Regions from separate parts of the Homo sapiens genome. Here region 1 is linked to region 2. A link is a contact called in ENCODE Hi-C or POLR2A ChIA-PET data. All regions are on one chromosome and are shown on one strand. Each heading gives the region's core, a stretch centred on a gene start or an enhancer-like site at or near the end of the contact. The rest is flanking DNA. Distances are from core to core; before and after follow the strand shown. Region 1 overlaps SDK2 (sidekick cell adhesion molecule 2). Region 2 holds the start of MTNAP1 (mitochondrial nucleoid associated protein 1).

Evidence for each region. A loop is a pair of places that touch in the nucleus more often than their neighbours do. ChIA-PET counts read pairs that join two places held with the same protein, here RNA polymerase II (POLR2A).
Region 1: a map of breast epithelium shows a loop between it and region 2 (9-fold over the local background). The contact joins the enhancer-like site here to the promoter of MTNAP1 in region 2. A Hi-C loop is called at or near these places in 1 of 168 maps with a recorded cell type or tissue (breast epithelium). POLR2A ChIA-PET finds 5 or more read pairs at or near these places in 3 of 52 experiments (H1, naive thymus-derived CD4-positive, alpha-beta T cell and naive thymus-derived CD8-positive, alpha-beta T cell).

Annotation. Positions count from the first base shown.
Region 1 is chr17:73,562,471-73,568,681 of GRCh38, reverse strand. All of the region lies in intron 1 of SDK2 (sidekick cell adhesion molecule 2), which reads left to right. Among named protein-coding and RNA genes, the nearest start is that of SDK2-AS1, 52 kb to the right of the region's middle. RefSeq lists enhancers at 682-1,270, 1,861-2,450, 2,451-3,041, 4,017-4,517. Within about 2 kb of position 1,366, at least 5 of the 41 ENCODE cell types and tissues checked have a DNase peak (open chromatin) inside an H3K27ac peak, as active enhancers do.
Region 2 is chr17:73,231,183-73,236,906 of GRCh38, reverse strand. It overlaps MTNAP1 (mitochondrial nucleoid associated protein 1), which reads right to left and starts at 4,474. Exons shown (of 6, transcript NM_001351264.2): 1 at 4,418-4,474; 2 at 3,582-3,687; 3 at 1-1,431. The coding sequence starts at 1,424. VCF1 (VCP nuclear cofactor family member 1) reads left to right here and starts at 4,513. Exons shown (of 4, transcript NM_001098832.2): 1 at 4,513-4,821. The coding sequence starts at 4,601. RefSeq lists an enhancer at 5,020-5,724.

The sequences.
Region 1 (6,211 bases), core at 117-2,616, 330 kb before region 2:
CATTCATTCACTCCTGACTCTTCCTAGACTTCATGTATAATATATGTTAGACCTTCATCTCCAGTCTGAGGCTCTGGGCTTTTTTTAAAGTCTTCTTTTCTGCTGGTTCTTCAGGGTGGGTATTTTTTATTGATCTATTTTCACATTCATTGACTCTTCTGTTCTCATCAATCTGCTGTTAAATCTATCCAATAAATTTTTAATTTCAGATCTTGTATTCAGCTTGTATTAGTCCATTTTGCATTGTTATAAAGGAATACCTGAGGCTGGATAATGTATAAAGAAGAGACGTGTATTTGGCTCACGGTTCTATAGGCTGTACAGGAAGCATGGCACTAGCATCTTTCTAGCGAGGGGCTCAAGAAGCTTCCACTCACTGGCAGAAAGAAAAGAGGGAGCAGTTGTGTCACATAGAGAAAAAGAGAGATAGAGGGTGCAAGAGAGAGGGGGAGAAGGTGCCAGCCTCCTTTAAACAACCAGCTCTCTTGTGAACTAACAGAGCGAGAATTCACCCATTACCGTGGGAAGGGCACCAAGGGATCTGCCTCCCAACACAAACATCTCCCCCAGGCCCCATTTCTAACATTTAGGATCCGGTTTCCACATGAGATTTGGAGGGGACACATATCCAAACCATATCATTCCACTCCTGGCCTCCTAAATTTCATGTCATTTTTACATTGTAAAATATAATCATTTTTTTCCAATAGTCCTTGAAAGTCTAAACTCATTTGAGTATCAACTCAAAAAGTTTAAAGTCTCATTTGAGACTCAAGGCAAGTTGTTTTAAATTTATGAATGTGTAAAAGCAAAACCAAGTGATTTACTTTCAAGATACAATGGTGGTACAGGCATGAGGTAAACATTTTCATTTCAAAAGGGAGAAATCAACCAAAAGAAAGAAATGACAGACCCTACCCAAGTCCGAAACCCAGCAGGGCAGGTGTTAAACCTTAAAGCTCTGAAATAATCTCTCTTGACTCCATGTCCCACATCCTGGGCACACTGGTGTGAGGGTTGGGCTCCCAAGGCCTGGGCAGCTCCACCCCTCTGGCTTTGTAAGGCACAGCCCCCCTGGCTGTTTTTAACGGGTTGGAGTCTGGTGCCTGTTCATGTTGAGGTTGTAAGCTGTTGGTGGCTGTACCACGCTGAGGTCTGGAGGCTGGTAGCCCCATTTCCACAGCTTCACCAGGCAGTGTCCCGGTGAGGACCCTGTGGGAGCTTCAACCCCACGTTTTTGCTTGACACTGCCCTAGCAGAGGCCTTCTGTGGGGGCTCCGCCCCGTGGCAGGCCTTGTCTGGGCACCCAAGTTTTTTAATACATCTTCTGAAATCTAGGAGGAAGCTGCCAAGCCTCTTTCACTTTTGTATTCTGTGTGCCTGCAGGCTTCACCATGTGGAAGCTGCCAAGTCTTATGGCGTATGCCCTCTGAAGTGGAGCCCTGAATGGTACCTGGGGTTCTTTGAGCCCTGGCTGGAGCTGAAGCAGCCAGGGATGCAGGGAGCAGCCTCCTGGGGCCGCAGAGGGCAGCAGGGATCCAGGCCTGGCCCCTAAAACCATTTTTTAGGCCTCTGGGCCTGTCATGGAAGGGATTTTCCCCAAAGACCTTCCAAATGTCTTCCAGGTCTTTTTTTTTCCAGTGTCTTTGTTATTCGTGCTTGACTCCCGTTTAGTCATGTAAATTTATCTAGCAGGAGGTTATCTTACAAGTGCCTTGGGTTTCTCACTGGAAAGGCACTTTTGTTCTCTACCTCATGGCCAAGCTGGAAATTTTCTAAGTTTTTACACTCTGCTTTTTTTTTTTTTTTAATTATAAGTGTTAAATTTAAGTCGTTTTTTTGTTCTCATATCTAGTCGTAGGAAGTTAGAAGCACCCAGGCCACATTTTGAGTGCTTTGTCGTTTAGAAATTTCTTTTGCCAGATATCTTGGGTTATTACTTGTAAGTGGTGTCTCTCATAAAGCCCTAAGCCATAGACACAGTGTAGCCCAGATTTTTATTAAGGCATAACCAGGGTGATCTTCACTCCAGTTTTTAATAAGTGTTTGTTTTCCTCTGAAACCTCATCAGCCTGGGCTTTGCTATCTATATTTCTATCAGGACTTTGGTTACAACCATTTAACTAGTCGCTAAGAAGTTCTAAACTTTATGTCATGTTTTTGTCTATTTTTGAACCCACCAAACTCTTTCAACCTTTGTTCATTACCTAATTTCAAAGCTGTTTCAACATTTTCAAGTATCTTTATAGCAACACTCCACTCTCAGTACCAGTTTTCTGTACTTGTCTGTTTGCATTGCTGTAAAGGAATACCTGAGACTGGGTAACACACACACACACACACACACACACACACACACACATATATATATAAGAATTTTATTTGGCTTATAGTTCTGGAGGCTGTACAAGAAGCATAGTGTTGGCACCTGTTTCTGGTGAGGCCTCAGGAAGCTTCCACTCATGCCAGAAGTTGAAGGGGAGAGCAGATGTGTCAGATGGAGAAAGAAGAAGCAAGTTAGAAGGCAGGAGGTGCCAGGCTCTTTTAAACAACCAGCTCTTGGCTGGGGGCAGTGCCTCACGCCTGTAATCCCAGGACTTTGGGAGGCCAAGGTGGGTGGATCATGAGGTCAGGAGATTGAGACCATCCTGGCCAACATGGTGAAACCCGTCTCTACTAAAAATACAAAAATTAGCTGGGTGTGGTGGCATGCGCCCGTAGTCCCAGCTACTCAGGAGGCTGAGGCAGGAGAATCGCTTGAACCTGGGAGGCGGAGCTTGCAGTGAGCTGAGATTGCGCTATTGCACTACAGCCTGGCGACAGGGCCAGACTCCATCTCAAAAAAACAAACAAACAAACAAACCAAAAAAAGAAAAAACAACTAGCTCTCTAACAGAACGAGAGCTCACTACCATGGGAAGGGCACCAAGCCGTTCATGGGGGAACCCCCTTACCCAAACACCACCCGCTAGACTGCACCTCTAACACTGGAGATCGCATTTCCACATGAGATTTGGAGGGGATAAATACCTGAACCATATTAGAGATCTAGAATTTTTATGTGGTTCTTTTTATGCTTTTTATTTTCCTACTAAGATTTTCTATTTGTTCATTCATTATGACCACATTTTTCTTTATGTCCTTGAGGATAGTTATAATAGCTGTTTTAAAACAATCTGTATTGATTGCCTTTTCTATTGTGTAGGGATCACATTTTCCTGTTTCTTCATGTGCCTAGGAATTTTGGAATGTATCCTAGATGTCATGAATTACATGTTTTTTAGCAAACAGGTAACTTCCCTGCACTCAAACTCCAAACTTGCTCTCCCCTGTGGTTGACAGTAGCAGAAATCTCTGTTCAGTCCCTCTAGCCTTTGCTGGGCTGCTTGGGATTGGCCCCATGTGTACATATTTCAGAGATCAGCCTAAGGTTTGGGTAGAATTTATATACAGAATTCAGGTCTCCTCCCTCTGGCTCTCCTCCTTCTGGGATTCCTGCCCTCAACTTCCAACTGCTGCGGTTGCCGCAAACTCTGTCCTCTAGTTGTTTAAGCCAGTAAGACTGGATTTTCTATCTGGATTTAGCCACCCCACTTGGCAGGAGCTAGAGCCTGACCTCAAACAAATACCCATAAATATGGGAAGTTCACCCAGTGCCATTTCTATCTTCTAAACATTGACTTCCCTCTAGTGTCAGCCTGCTTTTGGTTGTTCTCCAATGCCTCAGGCAGTTGTTTATTGCTATCTGGGGAAAGGGTTGACCTAACTAACAGCAGCCACTCCACCCTTACCAGATGCCCAAAGCCCAGCTGTTTAGTCTTTTGTTTTGGGTTTGTTTTTGTTTTTTGTTTTTTTTTCAGACAGAGTCTCTCTCTGTCCCCCAAGCTGGAGTGCAGTGGCGCGATCTCGGCCCACTGCAACCTCCGCCTCCCAGGTTCAAGCGATCCTCCTGCCTCAGCCTCCCGAGTAGATGGGACTGCAGGTATACGCCACCATGCCCAGCTAATTTTTGTATTTTTAGTAGAGACAGAGTTTCACCCTGTTGGCCAGGCTGGTCTCAAACTCCTGGCCTCAAGTGATCCACCTGTCTCGACCTCCCAAAGTGCTGGGATTACAGGCGTGAGCCACCATGCCCAGCCCCAGCTGTTTCGTTTTAATGTCATGGGGAGGGAGCAGGGCAGGACACCAGGCACCTCTCTGGGTCACACGTACATCCAGTGGAATTAGTTAAATCAGTTGTTCAGATGACGACACAGCCCAGGGGCTCAGATGCAGGAGAGAATACACACCTGCCTCACTTTAAGCAGAAATGGACTCAAGTGGACTTTATACTCTAAGCCAGTAGTGTCCAGTAGAACTTTCTGTAGTGATAGAAGTATTCTGTTGTCTGTGCTGCCCAACATGGTAGTCACTAGCCATATGTGGCCAGTGCTACTGAGAAACTGAATTTTTAATTTTATTTAATTTTAATTAACTTAAATAGCTATATGTGGCTATTGGTTACCGTATCGAACAGCTCTAAGTAAATCCAAGAAATTGAAGTGTGAATTTACAGAAAAACGTAAAGCAAGGTGAATACAAAAGAAGTTTTCAAAAAGATTTACTGGGGGCTGGGCACAGCGGCTCATACCTGTAGTTCCAGCACTTTGGGAGGCCGGGTGTGTGAAACAAGGTGGGTGGATCGCTTGAGCCTAGGAGTTTGAGGCCAGCCTGGGCAACATGGCAAAGCCGTGTCTCTACAAAAAATATAAAAAATTAGCTGAGCGTGGTGGCACATGCTACTCGGGAGGCTAAGGAGGGAGGATGACTTGAGTTGGGAACGTTAAGGCTGCAGTAAGCCATGATGGTGCCATCGCACTCCAGCCTGGATGACAGAGGGAGACCCTGTCTCAAAAAAAAAAAAATCAGTGAGAGAAAAAAGAAGACTCACCTAGGCCATTTGAAATGGGATTTCACTCATCTCAACCCTGCCCCCAAAATATGTATACCTAAAATTGACCCTTTCAGAGCACTGTTGTACTACAAAGTTGCTCAATGAATATCAAACTCAGAGATAGATATATTAGAGAATGATTACAAAAGGGCACAAAGATTTTTTTTTAAGAGACAGAGTCTCATTCTGTCTTCCAAACTGGAGGGCAGTGGCCTGTTCATAGCTCACTGCAGCCTCAAACTCCTGGGCTCGTGCAATCCTCCCACATTCAGCCTTCTGAGCAGCTGGGACTACAGCCGTGTGCCACCGCACCCAGCTAATTTTTTATCTTATTTTTTGTAGAGGTGGGGTCTCACTGTGTTGCCCAGGCTGGCCTTGAACTCTTGGCCTCAAGCGATTCTCCTGCCCCCGCCTCCCAAAGTGTTGGGATGACAGGTGTAAGTCACTGCACCCAGCCAGAAATGTTTATAAGTTGTGAATTCCCTAAGATATTTGAGCTATAATGTGATTTATAAAAATTAGATTTGCCTGATACTTCTGGGGGAGGATATTTCTGGTTCGAAGAGAAGTTGACAGTGACTCACTTCATCTTATCCCAGCCTTGCCAGAGGCCATGAGTCTCCTCCATGGTGCGTGCCTGTCCAAGCCTCCTCGCCAGCAATGGCCCGAGGACCAGGGTGGGGCGGCAGGCAGTGAGGCGGTATCAGAGCGGAGCTGTCCTTCCCCTCCCCTGCCTTCCTCCTCCCTTCCAGAAATGGCTTCAAGTGCCCAGGTCCGAGTCAGACTGCCTGGGCTGGTATTCCAGCTTCAGCACAGCCCTACAGCCTTGGTGCTTCTGCGTGCCTCAATTTACCCATCATCAAATGGGAAAAGAGGTATAACCTGCCTCGTGCGGCTGCTGCCAGGATGAAATGAGTTAGCACGTCTTAGTAAAGCTTACAAAACGCAGACGTGGCATTTCCAGCAGCCCGTGGCGCCTTCCGCACAGAATGCCTTGCTGGTAATTTTTCTTTCTTACTTCTTTCTCTGTGCTCTGCTTCTCTCTCCCTTTTCCCCACTCTTTCTGACAGTCCCAGCCCCAGGTCTCATCCTCATCTCCCCATCCTCATCCTTGTCCGGCAGCCTGGACAGACACTCAGAACCACCTCCCAACCCCCTCCCACGCCTGCCTTCTTCTCCCCGCCTCTCCTGTCTCTCTCTCTTCTTTGAGAAGTGCCTGGCCTCATGTTCCCCCAGATTCCACGTGGCTGTTGTTCTCTTGTGTTTTCACCTGGCCTA
Region 2 (5,724 bases), core at 3,225-5,724:
AGTCCAAGGTAACCAGGATAGAGCTCTGGAAACCACTCCAGCCCCATGCAGCTGCGAAGAGTCTTCCTGCCAGCAGCTGCAGCATGATTGGTGAAGGGGCTCTGAGGAGTGTGACGCTGGGCTGAACATAAAGGGCTCTGGCACCCAGTGTGTGATGCTTGGAACTGACTATCAGATTTGGGCTCCAGAGATAACTGTCCCTCGGGACTCTCCATTAATGCCTTTACATCAGGGACACAATGATGATTCTGGGCTTCTGCTTTCTTTTCTTGAAGAAATGTTGTAGCTAGAGAGGCAAGACTTTGACTACTTGACTGCGATACAGAATGAAACTGGTAAGTCGTCTCCCTCGGAATGAACAAACTTAAATGTGGTCTTTCCCCTTGAGACTCCTTTCCTGTGACTGAATCCCTGGTGTTGAAGTTCTCACAGCCATGGCTCATGACAGTCCGTTCCTGCTTTTCTGTTGCAGACATACTTTTCTCTGCATTTCCTTTGCTCCCACACGTCTCTACTCCCAGGGTAAGTCCTTTCTCTTGTTTCTCCATGACTTGGATTTTACCTAATGAGCTCATTTTAAGGCTTAAAATGAGGGATTCTGTGTTCTTTTCTGGAGTCTCAGTAACTGTAACATCAGTAGGGACTCCTGAGAGGTGATCCCTGCCTTTGGAATCTCTCTCATTGCTTAATAATGTTCTTACCCTTTTAACCCCATCACTGACATTCTTTGGAGAAATATGACAATCACCAGTAGGCACATCTAGTAATTTTACTAGAAGTTCCTGTCTTTGGGGATCAATTTTGTCCAATTTGAGATCACCAGAGGTAGTTTGTACATCATTAGGTAGAGTTGAGGAATATTTTCTATCTTGATTTGACAAAGAAGGTTCTATTGAGCCAACCAGTAAAGACGCTCCAGCTTCTGAAGGATTACATCGACTTTCTCCTGATTTAGGCAAATCTTTGGCAAGTTCTCTTTTAGGAGAGGTTTTCTCTGATGCGTAAAACTGAGCCTTGGTTTCTTCTTGGAAAGTAGTCATTGGTTTAGTATTTTTTAACATTTTGAAGGATGGTTGGATTGGATTCTTGATGTCTTTATCTGCCTTTGTAGTAGCTGCTCTTTCCAAACCAACAGCTGGCAGTGGAAAGGTCTTCACTGTCTGTTCTGGTTTGTCCACCACCAACTTAGAATTTCTTTCTTCATTCTCTGTCTCTAACTCTTTCCCTTTAGCTTTAATTAAATCTTTGATTGGTCCTTTCATCTTTTTAGCACGTGGGAGTGTAGCTGGCTTGGACTGATAAACTTTTTGATCAGTAGGTATGGTTGGTCCTATCATCTTACAGTATGGCAAGTGGGATTTTAATCGTTTAAATGGCTTCTTACAGTAAGGACACACTTCCATTCTGGGTGGATTATCACTCATCCTATTCCTGAAAAAGGTAAATGTGAGATTATGAGAAGCACATAGTTTGTACATACCAATATTTTACTTATGTGTTGTATCTTTTAAATTCATTTGGAACAAGCTAGATGTTTGCTACTTACGGTTACAGCAAGTCAACTAGTCATTATATGAGTATAAAAAATTGTTTAAAAACCCTTAAACACGTTATTCAAGGACAGAATGGTAAAGAATAAAAAACTTAGGCCAGGAACCAAAGGTTATTTATTTATTTATTTATTTTGGAAACAGAGTCTCACTCTGTCACCCAGGCTGGAGTGCAGTGGCACAATATCTGCTCACTGCAAACTCCGCCTCCCAGGTTCAAGCAATTCTCGTCTCAGCCTCCCAAGTAGTTGGGACTACAGGGGCATGCCACCACGCCTGACTAATTTTTTGTATTTTAGTAAAGACGGGGTTTCACCGTGTCCGTGTTACCCAGACTGGTCTCGAACTCCTGAGCTCTGGCAATCCACCCACCTCAGCCCCCTAAAGTGCTGAGATTACAGGCGCGAGCTACCACGCCCACGCCCAGCCAAAGGTTACTGATTACAGCAGAGGTTTCCAAAGTGATAAATAGAATATGCACTAGGGTGTAAGAAGAAAATATTAGAATTACCACAATCAAAGAATGAGAAATGAAGCTCTACTAACATTTAGTAATATGCATATACACACACACACACACACAGATATACATAAAATGTATGCATAATGCACAAATATATACATGGCCAAGGACACAGTCCTGTTTTTCACTTATACTTTTTTTTTTTTTTTTTTGAGACAGAGTCTCACTCTGTCACCAGGCCGGAGTGCAGTGTCGGCTCACTGAAACCTCCATTTCCCAGGTTCAAGCTATTGTCCTGCCTCAGCATCCCGAGGAGCTGGGACTACAGGCATGCGCCACCACGCCAGGCTAATTTTTGTATTTTTAGTAGAGACGGGGTTTCACCATGTTGGCCAGGATGGTCTCAATCTCCTGACTTCGTGATCTGCCCGCCTTCGGCCTTCCAGTGTGCTGGGATTACAGGCGTGAGACACCACGCCTGGCCTACTTATAGTTTCTAGTACAACAGATTACTGGCAAATTAGTTTGACATCTTTGTTAAACATATACGATGTAAAAAATTAAAAAAAAAACATTTATACCATGTATATTTGTACCTGTTATTCTTTAGAGTCCAGAAAAGAAAATGTTTAATTCCAATGTTTAGTTGAAAGTTATTTCCTTTCTACATCTCTTATTCTTTCTATAAAGTTCCAGAGGGCAGGAAACATATCTATCCTGCACACAGCTGTATGTAAAAACCTAGCACTGAGCCTGGCATACAATATTTGTTCACTTAATTCTTTAGATATAAACGTTTAAATATTATTCAGTACTACAACTGATAATATCTTCTGACTACCAAAGAGATTAAAAAGGGTGACTGAAACCACTTACAAAATAGACACAATCTTCACCAATCCATTCAATAAAGCAACCAACCCACCTTATCCTGTACGAAGTCCTTCAAAACAAAACTGTTTTCTGCCAACAGATTACAGTAATCATTTTTACTTTGTTGTTGTTTGGTCTTTTTTTTTTTGAGATGGAGTCTTGCTCTATCACTCAGGCTGGAGTGCAGTGGCGCGATCTCGGCTCACAGCAACCTCAGCCTCCCAGGTTCAAACGGTTCTCCTGCCTCAGCCTCCCGCGTGGCTGGGATTACTGGGATTAAGGGCGTGCGCCACCACGCCCAGCTAATTTTAGTATTTTTAGTAGAGACGGGGTTTCACCATGTTGGCCAGGCTGGTCTTGAACTCCTGACCTCAGGTGATCCACCCGCCTCGGCCTCCCAAAGTGCTGGGACTACAGGCGTGAGCCACCGCGCCCAGCCTGCTGGGATTACAGGCGTGAGCCATCATTCTTTCTTTCTTTGGAGGTACACACTAACAGGATGAAAGCCACAGACTGTTTGTTTACAATAATACACACAAATGAAGCCAGTCCATGGACCTTCGGCTAACAACGTTAGGAAGGGCTTGACACCTGCTAGACGTTTCTGCCTCCACTCCACCTCACACTCAACCCTACTTGAAAGATCCCGGTACATTCCCACGATAACGTCTATACGTGGGTGTCTGTTTTCTTACCCGAGCTCCTCCAGGAGGATGCTAGTTTTGTGGGTGCTTCTCCCGGATCCCCATGCTTCCCCGATCACCGTTCCCGAGTGTGGCAGAATGAAACGTGAATGTCAGCCTGTGTAGGACACGATCAGACAGGTGACTTGGCAGCATGCACAGTGAGTAAACGCGGCACGATACTGAACCAAATAGAAACACAGGTTCCGGAAAGCAGAGAGTTAAGACCTCCCCAGCCTCCGGGCTCAAGGAGGACCTCAATAGTTCCACTAATCCTCACCCTCACCTCCGGCGCTCTCCAGCCGCCTTTCCCTCCTCCCGCTGCGTTACCAGCCTGCCCACCTCCCCGCACCCTTCCTTTCCCTGAAAGCTGTTCTGATTCTGCCAGCTGTTCTGATTCTGCGGAGTGGATGGGGTCGGCCCGGCAGCTCCTGGGTCAGGGACAGCCGTTCCCGCAGCCCCACCGAGGATTTCCTCCTGCGGTTCCAGGAAGACCCTCCGCCGGCCCCGGCACCCGATTCCCTACCCTCTCCGCTCAGGAGAGTCTCCCCCAGACTTAGAACGTGGGCCGCGGAAAACAAACCCGCCCTTGCAAGCTCCCCACAGAGCACCGTCCTCACCTCGGAAGACCTGAAAGCCCAGGCGGCCCCGGCGACAAGCCCCCCAGGGAAGCCCCCCAGGCCCCTGCCCAACCCCCGGCCAAGGAACCTCGTCAGGCCGTCTGCACCACTGCCGGATAGGTCCGCCTGTTTTAAAATATGTTACACGGATTCAACTCAAATACTTGTATGATATTATTATGACATAATTGAATTTATTTGAAACCTGGCTTGACTTTTATACCGTACCCTCCGTTGGCTGTGAACAGGCGAGCGCTTCTGCCACCCCAGGGGAGGTCCTTTCTCCCAGAAGCTCCTAGTCGCTCCTCCCGCTCCGAGCCCGCCTCTTCCCGTGGGCGGGGTTACCAGTCGGTGCGGTTGGGATGGTGCCACTGCGCAGCCGCGAGAGGGCGGTACCACGGCGGCAGCGACATGGGGGGGCGCGGAGCAGACGCCGGAAGTAGTGGTGGTACGGGTCCGACTGAGGGGTACTCGCCACCGGCTGCGTCCACCCGAGCGGCTGCGAGAGCCAAGGCCCGAGGGGGTGGGCGTGGCGGCCGCCGAAACACAACCCCCTCTGTTCCCTCTCTTCGCGGAGCGGCGCCGCGTAGCTTCCATCCGCCAGCTGCCATGAGCGAGCGCCTCCGTCCCAGGTGAGAGGGAAGGGACCCCCTTTCCATTCGTCGCCTGAGGATCTGGGAGATAGAGCCGAGGGGGCGCGCGAAATGGGGGTCGGAGCAAGAGTGGACCCGGCGGGGCTCCCTGTGGGGTGCACTGCGGGCCGGGGGAGGAGGGGAGAGGGATGCGCGAGTGATCGGATGCTTGGTTCCTGTGGGTAGCTGGAAGGTGACTCTCCGGGGTCCAGGTCTCCCGCCCCTCCATCTTTTTTCCCCCCTGTCTTTTCCTATTTGGAACGAAGTGTGATCGGTCCCGGAAGAGAGACGGTGGCCCTAAAGCTTTCCTGTCCTAAATTTAGGAGGGTGGGGGGATGGGATAAACGTCTCATCTTGGAGAGGGAGCCCCCAAAGGCTTTTGTGAGGGCACCGGGCGGGGAGCTGCCGGCTCCCCAAGGTCAGAAAGAAAGGTTGGGCTTAACCCCGCAGCAGGGAAAGATTCGGTTAGACCGAAGAACTTGTGCCCTGAACGGTTGTGAACACAGAAGGGCAGATGACCAAGGCGGGTTATGGATCTTCTCTTGACTGTGGCATTAAGAACAAGCTGGATTCTAAACTGTTTGGATTGCGGGGCCGTTTGACTCCGAAGGCGGGAGGAAAGATTTTATCGCGATGCACTCGCTACCTTCCCGAGGGAGCCTGGCCTCGGGACGCGGGTCTTAAATTAGGGGTTCTGTGCTTGACATGTACTACTAGAGTCCGGACTAAGTTGGGATTTCTTAATTTTTTTCTCTCTCTTAATTTCCTCTGCAAGAATGTGTGGAGGAGAAAGTTGGGAAAGGTTACCTCAGAATGCTCTTCCTGTTACGGTCTTTCCACAAGGATCCTTCTCTGAAATAATTATTTCATGTGATTGAAGTTCTCAAAAGTATTCTGAGTTTA